2 separate regions of the Homo sapiens genome follow, and region 1 is linked to region 2. The links are chromatin loops, found by intact Hi-C in ENCODE. Cell type or tissue: OCI-LY7. All regions are shown on one strand.

Region 1 (8,000 bases), 140 kb after region 2:
TATCGCATGCAACATATTTGTGAGTCCCATACCCTCTTTACTATTTCACAGTACTCCTCCATCTTGCTTTTTAAAAAATAAGTGCAATAAAATATTAAGGGGGAAATTTTTTTTGCCAAGTTCTATCTGGCTGTCTGGCTACTCAGTTATCTTAGAGATATTATTTTGGGCATCTTGAACTCCTGGCCTCAAGCAATCCCCCTGCTTTGGCCTCCCAAAGTGCTGGGATTATAGGCATGAACCACCATGCCCAGTCTAGAAATATTCTTTTAGACATCTAAGGTGTGCCTTAAGAAAAAATTTTCCCATACCTCAAACATTATGAAATTACAGATTTATAATTTCAAAAAAATTTATAATTTTATCACCCAGTGATTACTACCATGAACAAATTTTATTTCCTCCCATATCTTATCTCACTATATATTTACTATATATTAGATATATATACTGTTTTTATTATATATGTGTACATTTATATATCACATAATATTTTAAATAAAATTTATAATTAGATGTTTCTTCTTACTGTTACATTGAAGATTTTCTCATAACAACATTAAAAAAAGATTTTATATATTTTTATAATAAACAGTTGTGTGAGTATACCTTAATTAATTTAGCCCTTCATGAGAGAATGTAAACGAAAAGAAAAAAAAACCCAAAAAACAGAAAAACAAAAATTAACGTAGCCCATATTGTTAGACATTTGAGTTATTTGCCATTTTTCAACATTTAATCAATGCGACTCTGAATGTAAATATTTATGTACCTCTCACAATTTTTCCTGGAATAAATTCCTAGCAGTAGACTTATGGGGGTCAAAGTACATACCTTTAAAAAATATATTGGCAAATTACTTTCCCTAATGGTGGTGTTACTGGAATCAGTACATGTGTGCCTGCCTCCTGACACCAGTCAAAGAAGAGATTATCACATAAAAATGTTTCATTCATGCAGTACATTAAAAAATAGGTCCTTATTATTTTATATTGCACCTCTTTGATTATAAATGAGGTCAGGGCCTTGTTTGTTTTGTTTGAGTCTTCACATTTGTATTTCTTCTTTTACAAACTATATTTGTACTCTTTTGCCCATTTTTAAAATTGCAGTGTTAGTTTTCTTTAATGCCTTTAAAAAAAGACATGTGGACTAGACATTATTCTGTGACTGTTATACTTCTCTGGAATATCTGAAAAATCTCAAACTTTGTACCAAATGTTTCCAGACTAAACTCTACCGGCCCCTTCCACCCAATTACATACAAATCTGTAGTTTATTGAAAGGGAAATTGTACTGCTTTGTAACTCTCACTGTCTCTTGCCAAAGTTCAGTTCCATAAATTGGTAGACACTGACATGAGATCCACACTTTTTTTTTTCACCCCCTCTGAGACAATAAGAACTTTGATTTCCCTACCAAATAGAGCTTAATGCTGCTTCATGCAAGAAATCTCATCTCCATCAATTCAGTTTTCCAAGTGGGACTTTCCTGATGGGGCTTTCTTGAGTCTTACTCATTCTTTTCTTTCCTGGCCACCCCACCCCCTTCCTCTAGTAAGTTAGAGTTCTCTTTCCAGAAATATCAATCAAGTGGGTATAATTTTTCAGTGCTTCCTACTCCAGTGACGTAAAACACCCACAGAAATTTTCTGCTAATCCTGAGTAACACAAACAACAGTATGCCAACAATGCTCTTGAGGCCAGATCATGCAAGTCAGAATGCACACACGCCGGGAAGAAGACCGTGGTTGTGGGATGCATGTTCTTAAGGAGCAATGAGACAGCTTTTGCTTTTCTTTGGATGGGCTCAAGCCTCATATATGTCATTATTTAAAGAAATCAAAGATACTTTGTTTGACTGGGGAGGGCTGGAATTTGTGTCTCAAAATAGCTACAGTTTACTCGGAATTTATCATTCCAAAGAAGCAATTTGTGCAAACTACAGTAGTAAAACAGGGTACAGTTTTCTTTCAACTTCATTATGTGCATGTTAGCTTTTGTTATTGTATTTACATAAGGCATTTCCTTTGAAACACTGTCTATTTGGCAAAAGTGGGAAAAGCGAAACATATTTAGGTCTCATTGCTGTCTCTGTTTAGCTCTGAGAGGGACATGAAGGGGCACAGAGTTTGCTGTAGCCTTTTCTGGGCTAGCCTTCACTGGAGCAACATGGCCAAGGGCTCTGGACTGAAGACCCCAATAGAAATTCTCAGAGGGCTTCCTGGCCTCATGGAGGTCTTGTGAAGGACCCTACTTTATTGAGTTGTGTCCTGAAAGTTATCAGAAAGACTGCAAAAGGATAAAATGAACCTGAGTTTATTTCAAAGAGTAAATGAATCCACCCAATCCCCCTGATTCCATGAATATTGAGGGGTGCAACCTACCTTAGCCCCAACCTATACGTACTTTCCACCTCCCAGAGCTAAAAGGCTCCCAGAAACATATATCCTAGGTACTTGATCCAAGGCATGCCTCTCAAAAATTCAAGATAGAGGCAGGAAGAAACCATTCTGGTTATTCTGGTTAAGGAGGGGCCGGAGTTCCCTGAAATAACCTGATTGTAGGCTGCTCACAGCATGGGTGAGCCATCACTGTGTGTGGACCTGGAAGAGGAAGGTGGGGGCAGGGAACCAGGTAGTACATTCAAGAGGTCTTCTCTGAGCCACCCATATTGAGGTTTGTTATTTCTATTGGGCATCTGTTGGTTTGGACTCTTGGTTGAAGGTGACCAAACCAAAAAAGACAAAGCAAAACACTCAAATTAGCTTAAGCAATAGAAGTAATTAATTAGTTAATATAACTAAACAGTCCAAAAGTAGAACTAGTTTCTGACATGGCTAGAATCAAAAGCTTAAACACGATTCATTTTTGGCTCCATCTTTTTAAAAGTCTTTCTCCCTGGTGAGTATGAGGGCCAGAGGCTGCTTAAGCTTCCCAGTTTCACAACCTCAGGAGGAAGACAGCTTCTTTCTCCAAGAGAGAAAGATGAGGAGGACTGGGGAAAACTGAGGCTTGGCCCAACTCAGATCAGCCATCTGTCTATCCTTTAACCAAATGGAGGAGACCTACATCCTACATAACAAGTCCATTCCTAAGTAGGGGAGTAGGGTCCCCCCAGGAATAAGAGGTTTCTATTGTCACAGATTCTGTATCACATACCAGGGCTTGTTGGGGGGTGGGGGTAAGAGGAGGGAGAGCATTAGGACAAGTACCTAATGCATGCAGGGCTTAAAACCTAGATGATGGGTTGATAGGTGCAGGAAACCACCATGGCACATGTGTATCTATGTAACAAACCTGCATGTTTTGCACATGTATCCCAGAACTTAAAGTAAAATAGAAAAAGAAAAAAAAAAGAAGATTCTGTTGCTAGAAGAACCAAAGCCATTACAATCTGCTTATTGATGGTGTGCTGGCAGAAACACTAGGCTTATCGTCAGAAAACCTGTCTCCGCTCTGCCTCTATTTTGCTATTACCTGGGGCAAGACAGTTCTCTAAGCCCTAGACTCCTTAGCTTTCCAGTGAAGACAAGAATAAGCACATGATCATTTCACTGGGACCGCTGTGTGAAGGATACAGAAACAATGCAAATGTAAGGGGTTATTATTAATATTATGATCTCTTTCCGGTCCCTGGACCTGGCTTTTGCCAGATCATCTGTTTACTTGTTCCTAGGGCAAATTTAATTTGCAAGGTTCTAAAAGGGAAGGTGATTGCTCAATGTTCAAATTAAAGAGCTGCCTTCAACCTACCCAGGTGTGCAGGCAGGACATCTGCCTCCCACCTGCTTCACCCAAGTGATGCAAAGAAGAGTGTGTTGGTTTCGGCTTCCTAATCATGATCATGGAGACACTAAGAAGTGTCTCTGTCATGCAGCTTCACTCTGAAATGTTGGGCTTCTATTCGTGGACTCTTTTGAAAGCTGTCTTTGACTCCTGAAAACCAAAGCACTTGAAACATTCATTTTTTTTTTATCTCTAAAAATGGAATAGGACGACTGGCACTTGTCCTAAAGCCCCAGCCACACCTGCTGTTTATCCTGCATTCACGCAGTGATGACTCTCCCCTAGAGTTCATGGCATTTCCTTTGACACATCAAAGTGAAACTCCTAGAAGACAGAAACAACATGTCTATTGTTAGAGGAGGAGTAAATACCCCATTTCAAGGTGAAAACCACACCACCATGTTGATTTTTTTTTGAAGTCCTAATACCTTAGTTGGCTAGATTTCAGGGTTAGGAACCAGTGAATGGACATTGGTGAAAGTGCAAGCTGTCATTCTGGTAAAGTCACCCCCTTGGAAAGGAGTGTTATAAAAATATTTCAAAGAGGAGAACAGACCAACTAAATTCACAAAATCTTTCCCAAAGGAATTACTTGTCTCCACATCCAACTGGTCACTAGGTTCCCTGAACCCTGGATTTTCCATTAAGCGTAACCTCTTCTTTTCCTCCCTACAACCTTAATTCTGGCACGTTCATTTCCCATCTGGACCTTCCCTCCTAACTCATTTCTAGTGCCTTCTCTTTTCCAATCTGTCTTCTCTCCAAACTTCCTTCCTCTCAGCCTTATCCATGTAAATGCACACTGAGTTAGGATGATATGTCCTTGGGAACTTTTTTTTTTTTTTGAGACAGGGTCTAACTCTGTTGTCCAGGCTGTATTGCAATGGTGTGATCTCAGCTTACTGTAGCCTCCGCCTCCCAGGCTCAAGCAATCCTCCCATCTCAGCCTCTGGAGTAGCTGGGACTATGGGCATGCACCATCACACCTGGCTACTTTTTGTATTTTTTGTAGAGATGGTGTTTCGCCAGGTTGCCCAGGCATTAACCTCTCTCTGCCTTAGTTTCCTTAGTACTTAGTTCAAAGGATTATGTGAGAATTCAGTTAATATATGTAAAGGGCTTAGAATAGTGTTTGGCCTATAGGAAGCTCTAATTAGGGGTTGGCTGCATGAGTGTTACCTATTATCACCTAATCATGTTCCTGGCAGGCTGCTGCTTAAAACTCCCACCACTTTCTGGTCAAGGCAGATGTAGCTTTTGTACATGGCAGGCATCTCCTCAGGACCTGGCGCTGCAGCCTCTTCTCTCACACCCGCCCCCAGGCACTCTGGCCTCTAGTGTCCAACTACGTGTCCCACCCATGTGGTTTCTTCTACCTTCCCTCCATCCCCAATTGGAACTCCTTCCGATTCTTCAAGGCTGTGCACTGGTGATTCCTCCTCTGAACTTCTCCAGGGGAGACAAGTATGTCTTTTTTGGTGCTTTCTTCATTGAGTATAACTACTGTTTATTGGATGTCTAGAATAGGCCTGGGACTTTACATACATCATGTCATTTAATTCTCACAACAGAAACATCATTCCTATGATACAGATGAGAAAACTGAGGCTCACAGAGCTGACATTACTAGTTTGAGAAAGCAGTGGTACCAGGATTAAAACCCTGGTCTGATTCTGGACTCCATAGTCATTTGACTACGCGCTATGCTCCTTTCCGGTGTGGCTGTTAGTTTTTGTGTACCTCTCCTCTGAATCTCTGAGCTGCCTCCATGCCACAAACAACATCCTTGAGAGCTCCCTCCCTGCTCATGGAGGAGTCTGTGTCCCAATAAAAGTGCCTGTGCACTACACTTCCTTGACTCGGTAAATCCTCTCTACCCTCCTCCACCCCCACGGTGAGCAGGTGCACTCATTTCTGTCCTTCCATTTCTGAATCACCAGCTGGATTTTTCTTCTGTGTTGAAGACTCTTCTACCTGCCTTCTAACTTTGATTCCCTGAAGGTCATGGTCTTTTGGCTCATGTATGGGAGTAGAGAGTTACCCTGGCTGAAGTACCGAGTACATCCTACCTCAACTGTTTCTTTGGGCACCACCCTGCAGCTCTGGCTGGTGTCTCTGCCTCCCTAAAAGGGAGAAGGGAATCGACGGCAGACTTCTTGCAGGCAGAGATTGCGCCATGGATGCAGAGTGTGTAGCCCAATATCTGGCACACAGTAGTCACTCAATAAATATGGCTGAGAAAATAGATGATTGGAAGAAGCAATGGTAACCAGTTAATAGTGTACATTAGATGAAAATCAAAGTTAAGGAATTGGCTCCTCAGAAAGGCAAAAAGATGACTGTTTCTCCATTTTGCTTCTAATAAGAGACCTATCGGGGTGTTGCATGGAGTGGGGTGGGTACAGAGGCTCTGGATAATTGTTCTTTGAAGAATGGATTGAGACCCTCTCTAGCACTATTATTGACCTACAACTTAACCAAGACAGCAGCAGCTCCTCTATCCAGCCAGACTGGAGCCGAAGTTTCTTCCCTCCTGATGAACCTTTCTCTCAATTATTCATTTACTCTGCAGTCCACTAAAGCAGCAGTCCCCAACCTTTTTGGCACCAGGAACTAGTTTCGTGGAAGACAATTTTTCCATAGACTGGGGGAGGGGGAGGATGGTTTTGGGATGATTGAAATGCATTATATTTATTGTGTACTTTATTTCTATTATTGTTACATTGTAATATGTAATGAAATAATTATACAACTTACCATAATGTAGAATCAGTGGGAGCCCTGAGCTCATTTTCCTGCAACTAGATGGTCCCATCTGGGGGTGATGGGAGACAGTGACAGATCATCAGGCATTAGATTCTCATAAAGAGCATAAAACCTAGATCCCTCACATGCGCAGTTCACAATAGGGTTTGCACTCCTATGAGAATCTAATGCCACTGCTGATATGACAGGGGGCAGAGATCAAGCAGTAATGCAAGTGATGGGGAGCGGCTGTAAATGCAGATGAAGCTCTGCTCCCTCGCCTACTGCTCACCTCCTGCCGTGTGGCTCAGTTCCTAACAGGCCACAGAATGGTACTGGTCCATGGCCTGGGAAATGGGGACCCCTGCTCTAAAGTTTAACAACTTTTCTGTCTTGTATCAATCCCAAAATTAATAGAAAATATCTTTCTTCGAGAGAAAATGAGATAATGAATGTGAAACACTTAACATAGAACCTAGCACATATAGAATGTTCAATACATTGGCTTTGTTTTTCCTTTACTAAAAAATGTTAATACCAATTATGTCTGATTTTGGAAAATCCTTTTTGGGAAAATAAATTCTTCTTGAAAGCTAGCCAATTTCCTAAGTAATGAAGTAGAACAAATGAAGAAGGTGGCCAGGTACTGTTTAAAGAGCTACATATAGGCTGGCCATGGTGGCTCACACCTGTAATCCTAACACTTTGGGAGGCCGAGGTGGGCGGATCACCTGAGGTCAGGAGTTCGAGACCAGCCTGGCCAACATGGGGAAACTGTGTCTCTACTAAAAATATAAAAATTAGCTGGGCGTGGTGGTGCATGCCTGTAATCCCAATTACTCAGGTGGCTGAGGCAGGAGAATCGCTTGAACCTGGGAGGCAGAGGTTGCAGTGAGCTGAGATCGCGCCATTGCACTCCAGCCTGGGGAACAAGAGTGAAAATTCATCTCAAAAAAAAAAAAAAAAAAGGAGCTACATATAAACTATAAATAAAATCAAGCCTTTGTGAAAGGAAGTTAATGTATTTTTTTCACTATAGTTGTGTATGGAAACCTTACATCCTTCAGCTTTACTGAGGAATATAGACTACTGGGGTTAATTTCTCTGAACTCTTCAGACCTTTACCCTTGTCTAGAGGAGGTGGGCCTTGGTGCAGATGAATATTGGCATTAGCTGCCTTGTGCCTACAAGGGCGATTTCCCCATCCCATGTCTTTGTGGCTTGCAGACTATTCTAAACTCCATCTGGTCCCACCTGGGGCTTTCTCTAGAGCTGACATCCTTAGGCCCTCATGGTTCCTTCACAAAAAGAAGCCCCCGATGGTTCCTTCACAAAAAGAAGCCCCCGGCCCCCGTCTCACAGTATTTCCCTTTCAGTCTATGAGAAAATTAGTATTTGTTGCTTTCCCTGGCTTTCTTGGATTAGCATTTGCAGGCCTTTCCAGGCTTAAGGAAACTTGGCAGGAAT
Region 2 (8,000 bases):
ATTCATGCCTAAGCAAAGGAGAAAAAAAAAATCAAGAGGACAGCACTCAATAAACACCTAATTTTGTTTCTGATCTTGTGCCTGTTTGAAGCGCTCACACTTGTTTTGACTCAGCTAGATAAGTCAGCTCCTCTAAAACAGTCACAATTTCCACCAGCTGTTTTGGATGTTTGAGGTTATGTTTTTGTTTTAGTGAACTTCACTGCCTATCCCTTGAGCTAGCTTAGGAACAATTGCAAAGGAAGTCTTTGAGGCCGACTCAGAGGAAAGCTGCTAATCTTATGACATCCACAAGGATTTGAACAGGCAGCTCCATCTGTGTTGTTTCTGTTTTTCTTCTAGGGCAGGTCTCGATGGCAGAAAGATGGACACTTCTCAGGTCTAGTTGTTGCATGGTGTGTTCCTGACCACAGCTGTACCCAAGGAGTCTCACAGATTCCTCAGGAGGCAACAGGACGTTTATCAACGAAGATGTGAGAAACCCATGCCGGGTACCGTTTACGAACCCTGCCTGGGTTCTGTTTTCCGTGTAGTAATTCTTTTCCACGAGTTCAGGTTTATGAGTGCTCAGGCAGGAAGCTGTTTATCACTGAAAGCCACCAAAGGAGAGGTGTTATCGTCTTTACCCAAGACCTCTGAGACTTTCCTTTGAATTAGGAGCTGGGGGTTCTCGTTGCATGATATGGCAGAGTTTCTGGAAACTGATTTGGGGAAGAGGAAGCTGACTTATATGGGAGTCACCCTCTCATTTGTCGTTCTCCAGCACCCCCTCCCCCATCATGCTTTTTCAAAGAAAAGAAAAATGGTGACACTTCTAGTGAGAGGTGGGATTTAGTTAGAAATGTTCTAGGGCTGAGTGAAGGTTGATCTGACTTTTGAAGCTCACCTTTGAGGGTTGCTGCCTGTTTTCATTTAGCATTACTTAACAATGTGCTTTGCTCCCCTTGCTGCCATTTAAAAAATTCCATTCTATCTGGATGCAGACTAACCAGGCTCAATTTTGTTATTCTTATCTTATTTGGAAGGTTGTTTGCAAACAGTCACTCCATAGAGCATCTACTATAAGTCAGCCACTGTGCATGGCCACCAACAAAACTGTTATAAAGAGTGTAGTTCTTACATGCAGAGAGCTCACAGAGGAGGGAAAGGAGGTAAGTAAACAGTGGTGAGGCTAGGCGCTAAGTGCTACACTAAACAAGTGATCTGTTAGGGAAAATTTTATTCACTGGAATTCCAGAGGGGCTGGCAAAGGTATCAACCTGGCAGGTCTGTCCATCTGGAGAGAAACCATTAGAGCAGTTGGTTACTTAGGTACCCTGGAGCAGAGCAATGCATGAGTTGGCTAGTAGAACTCCCTCTTATTTTAGGCTGGACGCAGTGCCTCATGCCTATAATCCCAGCAGTTTGGGAGGCCGAGGTGAGTGGATCACTTGAGGTCAGGAGTTCGAGACCAGCCTGGCCAACATGGTGAAACCCCATCTCTGCTAAAAATACAAAACTTAGCCAGGTGTGGTGACAGGCACCTGTAATTCCAGCTACTCGGGAGGCTGAGGGAGGAGACTCGCTGGAACCTGGGAGGTGGAGTTTGCAGTGAGCCGAGACTGCACCACTGCACTCTAGCCTAGGTGACAGAGTGAGACTGTCTCCAAAAAAAAAAAAAAAAAAAGGTAAAAGAAAGAACTCTCTCTTATTTCAGTCTATACTTTCAGTTGCGAGTAATAAATGCTCAGCTCAGATTCTGGGGTATTCTAACTTCAAGATCTGCTGGATCCAGATAATATTGTCAGGAATATGTCTCTTCATCTCTTGGCTGGGTTTTCTTCAGTGTTCGTGTCATTCTCTGGTACATTTTTCCCACTAGTGGCAATGGCCATCGGAAGCCCCAGACTTACATCTTATTGGTTTGGCAAGCTCAGAGGAAAGGGATGGTTCCCGTCCCAACAGTTTGAACAGTCTTCTAGGGCTTACTTTCATTAGATCAACCTGGATCACACACCAGCTCTGAAGCAATCATTATGGGCTGGGTGTGACACACACTTATTGCACAGATCTAAGTTTTGGGTCCTCTCCTGTGCCCAAGGTGTGAAGTTGGCCTTACTTGAATCACAAGGACTAAGAGCTGGAGAATAGCAGTTCATCAAGGGAAAAGGAGGAGCTATTTTCAGAAGAAGAGTGGATGCTCAGTGGTCACATCCATCACAATGCCCATGATGTCCTTTTCTTGCAGAGATATTTTAATTTGGACTGTCCTAAGCTATCAGAGTGTTCTAGTCATCTTCACCCTCAATACAGAAGGGGTTGGATTTCCGGGTTTCTGATTTCTTGTTTCCCAGAGTTCCTTTAATTCCAAGTTTTCCCACATCCTGCTTAGCAGTCGGCCAGGGTTCAGGAAGAGGCGTCCATCCTCCCTCAGTACATTGGGAGCCTGCTTCTCTTATGTTTGTATGACTAAGAGGGGTGACTCAAATGTTTAGTGCGGTGGTTCTCAAGGTTGTGGTCCCCAGATCAGCAGCATCAGCATCACCTGGAGACTTATTAGAAATGCAAATTCTATGGCCTCATCCCAGACCTACTGATTCAGAAACTCTGGGGGTCAGGTTCAGACATCTGTGCTTTCACAAGGTCTCCAGATGACTCTGATAACATACGTGAGATTTGAAACCACTGATTTAGGGAATAGTCCAAGACAATCTACTCTAGGAAGACTGAGACCACCTCAACTTTTCTGTTTTATAGTCTGCCTTCCTAAGCTCCTGACACCAAGGGAAAGATTCATTAATTGTTGAATGTTGCTTGCTGGAAGCAAAGAGATTACTTTGTGCTTGGTGTAAGAGACTCTCAGTGAGCTGCAGTTGAGAATCTCTCAGAAAATTCTTTTTGGCCACACCTCAGGAAATGAATGTTCCTGGAGATGCTGCAGCTGCCAGGCTCATCCTAGATGAAGGAATTTTGGAATCTTTCTAATTCTCTGAGGTGATGTTGTTTGACATAGACCTGGTGAAGTTCTGCTGTCAATTAGTGTGCCTGCAATTCATGTATTCATGTATTCATTCTACATATATCAAGCCCAATACTGGGCTGGGTACTGGAGATACAATTGCCCACAAAACAGACATGCTTTCTGCCCTCATGGAGCTCAAGGTCTAGTGGAAGATAAAGCTGTGTAAACAGGCATTAACAGTAGAGTGTGATTTGATGGGGAGAAATACAGGGTCGTTGGGGAGATCATGGTGGAAAGGAGGGGGGCCCTAATCTACACTGGAAAGTTATGTCTATACTGGGACCTAAAGGATAAATAGTCATTGTTTGGCAAATAAAAGGAGAAGAGGCTGTCAGGCAGCATTTGCAAAATGCTGTAATTGTGGGAGAACTTGGTGTGTTCAAGGAAATAAAAAACAAAATAAAAACAAACAAAAAAACCAACTCAGTGTAACTGGACTGTAGAGTTTAAAGGAAGGTAGAGGTGAGGGATAAAAAGGTAGATGCAGCAAACTATGCAAATCTTATTAATAAATCTGGACCTTATACTAAGAGCAATAGAATCCATTAAAGAGATTTAGATAGAAGTGAGATGATTGAATTAATTTTAGAATGAGAGCTTGAGAATGAATTGGGGATGAAGTAGGGCTGAGTCAAGACCACAGACAGGCAGACCAGTTGGAGGCTGTTGTGATAATAAGAGGAAGACAAATCAGAAGTTTATTGTGGTCATGAAAAATAGTGGCTCCTTGGCCTAGGATAATGGAAGTGGGGTTGGAAAGCAGTGGATGGATTTTGGACGCTGATGTGTGGTTGAAGGATGGGCCAAGGGAAGGAGAGGACTCCTAGGTGGCCAACTTGGGTAACTTGTGAATGGAGGTGCCATTCACTGATAGCAAACACTAGAAGAGGCAAGAGTCTCTGGAAGAAAGTCATGAGTTCGACTTTAGACAAGTTGAGACTGTAAAATGCCCAAGAGGAGGTACCAAGGATGTAGTTACAATCCAGGCCCGAGCCTAGACAAGAGATCTGAGTAAGAGTAAATATTTGACAGTCATCAATACACAAATGACAGTGAAACCGAGGGAGTGCATGAGATCACTTAGGGAGAGTGTTTGAATAGGAAGAGGGGAGGGCTTGGAGCCCAGGGGAGCCCCAGTATTAAGAAACAGGCAGAGGAAGATAAACCTGTGAAAGCAACTGAAGGATGGCCAAGAGAGATAGGAGAAAATCAGAGCGTGGAAGGTGCTGGGTGTTGTGGAGGTCAAGGAAAGCAAGTTTCAAAGTTTTCTGTGCTAATAATCTCAATTCTGCACCTGACAGATCAGGCCAGACCATCTCCGGGGAAGCCATGCGGTTGCTACCCTTCATCTGCCAGCACCCTCTCACTATTCCAAACGGGCTCATCCTTAAAGACACTTTTCAGGAAACACTGCTTTCCTGTAATTACTTTCTTAGGCAGATAAAACGGCACTTGCTGAATCATAATTTACTTAAGGAGATCCCATCCCACACTTTCTTTCAACTTGCTGTGTCTTTTTAAGCGAAACCAATGGGATTCCTTGCATACTTCCCTCTTCTTTTTATCTTATCTCATTCCACTTGCAGGTTGCTGTATTCACCGAGCCTCTGACCTCCAGCATACTTTCAGACAGATGGTCACAGACAGATGTGTACTTTGCAATTGCAGGTTATCCAAATATTGTGGTGGCAGCAGCACCTCTTTTTGTACCCAACAGTATCAGTGCTCTGCAACCAGCTCGCGTCTTCAGCCGCTGTTGACGTCCCTGACTGAATTACTGTCTTTCTTCTTTTTTTCTTCCCCTCTCTCCAGCTGGACACTCTGGGGAGGTGTTTTGGCCAGAATTAGATATGCACAGCTGATACCTCCAGCTGCACGTTCTTTGGTTCTTTCTGGCTCTGCAAAAGCTCTTGGTGTTCTGACAATTCATTCAAGTGGAGAGCAGTATGAATGGTGGCCCACCCAGATAGTCTTTAAAAGCATTCAAAATGGTTCTATGATTTCTGTGGCCAATCCTGTCAGTTGAAGGTAGGAGTAGGAGAAATAGTTCAAAATAGACTGAGAGCCAAAATGAATATAGGTAATCTTGGCAATTCATATTTTGTTTCTTAATTATAAAATTATCAATAAAATTGCTATTGCATGGTAGACCTAATTATGCAGCTCCCTACAAGAAAAAGATGCGGTAGGCCAGACTTGGTGGCTCACACCTGTAATCCCAACACTGTGGGAGGCCAAGGTGGGTGGATCACTTGAGGTCAGGAGTTTGAGACCAGCCTGACCAACATGGTGAAACCCCATCTCTACCAAAAATACAAAAATTAGCCAGGCATGATAATGCACACCTGTAATCCCAGCTACTCAGGAGGCAGAGGCAGGAGAATCACTTGAACCCGGGAGGCGGAGGTTGTAGTGAGCCAAGATAGCACCACTGCACTCCAGTCTGGGCAACGGAGTAAGACTCTGTCTCAAAAAAAAAAAAAAAAAAAAAAAGAAAAGAAAGAAAGAAAACAATGCCATATATTTTCAAAAATTTTCATCCTGAATATAATATGCCATGAAGGCTAAAGATCTAGCAAAGAGTCTAAGATGGCAAAAATATGGGAATTTATTCATGGCTTTAGGTATCAACTCTAGGCTGATGTGTTTCCCAAATCCATTTCTCTAGGCCTATCTTCCCTTGTAAACCTTAATCCAATGTCTCCAATTATCCATCAACTTTTTTTATAAGCTAAAAATCTTGATAACATTATCTCAAAGTCCATAGATTTCTCCTGAGCTTGTTTTCCTTGTCTCCAAACATACTTCCTCCCCCATCTTTTTCTGTTTCCATGAACTTGCTGACCTCTCACTCAGGCTTCTGAGTCTTCTTTGACTTTTTCTTTACTCTTGATACCCAGCCTGCTGCCCGAGTCTTCATGGTCACACCACCAATCATCTTTGCTTCTTTTTCACTCCCATTCTGGTCAGACCAGCCCCGATCCATGTACTTTCATTGTGGTGGGATTGCAAACATTTCCTAAGTGCTAAGTGTCATTTATTCCTTCTATTTGTTCTCCCTTGAATCCATTACACAAAGAGATGTCAAGTTAATCTTCTAAAACACTGATTTTATCATCATGCTTCTCTATTTTAAAATATTCCATAGCTGCTTCTTATCTTCAAGATGAGTCTAATACCTCTCCCAAAAGACATTGATGTCCTTGTGCAATCATTTCAGCTGCTCTCTGGTCTGAGGTCACTCTTCTGGGATAAGATTACTCACTTTTATTCTTCCACCCTGTTCCAGCTTGTCGAAATAATTTTGAGTCTTTCTGCCATTGAATATGTTTGTTATCCAGCTCAGTTTTGTGTCAGTTACATATATATGTTCTTTGTGTGTGTTTGGTTGTTAAGTTGCATAAAATATGACAGAATAAGAACATAAGGATATGCTATTGTGATTTCTGCAGGACTGAATTTTTTTGAACTGGGGGCTGAAGTTGCTATTGGTCTCAGAAAATGATCCTTTGCCTCCTGCTATATCCTTACCTAAACATTTCATAGCTCCTTGAGTCATTCCTTTATTCATTCAAGTACCAATTGAGCTCTCTCTTCTCCAGACGCAATTCCTTTTTCTCTCTCAGTAGGTGTAGCTGCTTGGAACTCACTCTTCTCATAAAGTATTGAGGCTGGCTTTTATTTGTTTATATTTGAGAGATTTGCTGTAGGTAGAAGCTGTTAATGGAGAAAAGTTGGACATTTGCTTTGACATCTACAAAATAACTCCCATTTTTCTATATTGTTCTGGTTATTACTGCTACCTAACAAAAACCACTCTAAACACAGTTATGTAGAGCAATAACTATGTTAGTATCCGTTTGGGTTAAGAATTCCGAAAGGGCACAGTGGGAATGACTTGTTTGAGCCTCCCCTCCATCACAGCTGAGGCCTCAGCTGAGAAGACTCAAGGCTGAGGTTGACTCAACAGCTGGGTCTAGAATCATCTGAGACCTTGTTCACGTACATACGGCACCTGGGCAAGAAGGACTTGAAGAGGAGGACTGCCACCTGGAACATTTTCACGTGGTCTCTCCACGTGGCTTGGCTCCCTCCCAGCAAGGCAACCTCAGGAGAGTAAGACCTATCTGCCAGGGCTCAGGGCTCCTACCACGACTATTCCTGGGAAGAAGACAGAACTTCACTGTCATTCATGAGCAAGCCATGGAAGTCACATACAGCTCTTCCAATGCATTTCATGAGATGCATGGGAGACACAAGCTGCCTGGATTTAAAAAGGAGGGCTGTAGACCTCACTTCTCACTAGGAAGAATGCTGAAGAATTGGAAGATGTGTCTTCAAATCACCACATAAAAGAATTGAGAAGTTGGCTGTAGCTACTACTTCTAGAAACTTGACCTAGTGGCCTGGCGTTTTGGGAACTTTGCTAGCTTATTCAGCACAGGTAACTCAGGGTAAAAATAACCTGAAGAAGAAATGTAATAATCACTCACTTATCTTCACCCCAATTCAGCCAGGGCTAGATAATTTTTAGTTTTGAGCCTTTTTTAAAAAAAAAAATAAAAAGAAACCTGGTAATAACACATCTTTGTCTTTTTCTCTTCTTTAATAGGCTAGAGTTGATATTTAAGACTTTAGAAAGGTGCTTCTGGGAATTTCAACATTTGGCAGCTGGTAATAAGTAGGAAATGTCATTACATAAACGCCAGTTTGAGTTTAGAGGCAGGTGGTATTTTGGAGAAGTCAGTATCAATGTGAGGCTGTAGCCACACTGACCGCCTCCAGCCCATCTGCAGAGACATTTCTGTCTCTGGCAAGTAAAGCCCCCTCCCTCTGTCTGCTTTGACTGCCTCTCTGAGTTCCCCTTTTTTCTGACCTTGAGTTTCAACTTGATGAGTCATCAAAAGGACTGGGCCACTGGATTCTACCTGGCAAGAACTTCAGTGGCTGTGCCTGTGGTGAGGGACTGTTTTCTGCTCTTATCACATCTGTGTTGACA

The links. A loop is a pair of places that touch in the nucleus more often than their neighbours do. Peaks named below come from ENCODE experiments on the same cell type or tissue, not always from the same donor. Only the 100,000 strongest peaks of a DNase experiment are listed, where the experiment ranks them.
Region 1: it touches region 2 in a loop (4-fold over the local background); 4 of 110 quality-filtered maps call a loop at or near these places.

What each region holds. Positions count from the first base shown.
Region 1 is chr6:105,753,780-105,761,779 of GRCh38, reverse strand. No RefSeq gene overlaps it. Among named protein-coding and RNA genes, the nearest start is that of LINC02836, 130 kb to the right of the region's middle. In OCI-LY7, no CTCF peak of the experiment used is centred here; DNase peaks (open chromatin) are centred at 3,789 and 4,059; H3K4me3 peaks cover 2,183 bases; H3K27ac peaks cover 2,541 bases.
Region 2 is chr6:105,892,985-105,900,984 of GRCh38, reverse strand. It overlaps LOC105377923 (a long non-coding RNA gene), which reads left to right and starts at 7,888. Exons shown (of 3, transcript XR_001744275.2): 1 at 7,888-7,959. In OCI-LY7, no CTCF peak of the experiment used is centred here; DNase peaks (open chromatin) are centred at 144, 4,784, 7,004, 7,824 and 1 weaker place; H3K4me3 peaks cover 2,070 bases; H3K27ac peaks cover 5,404 bases.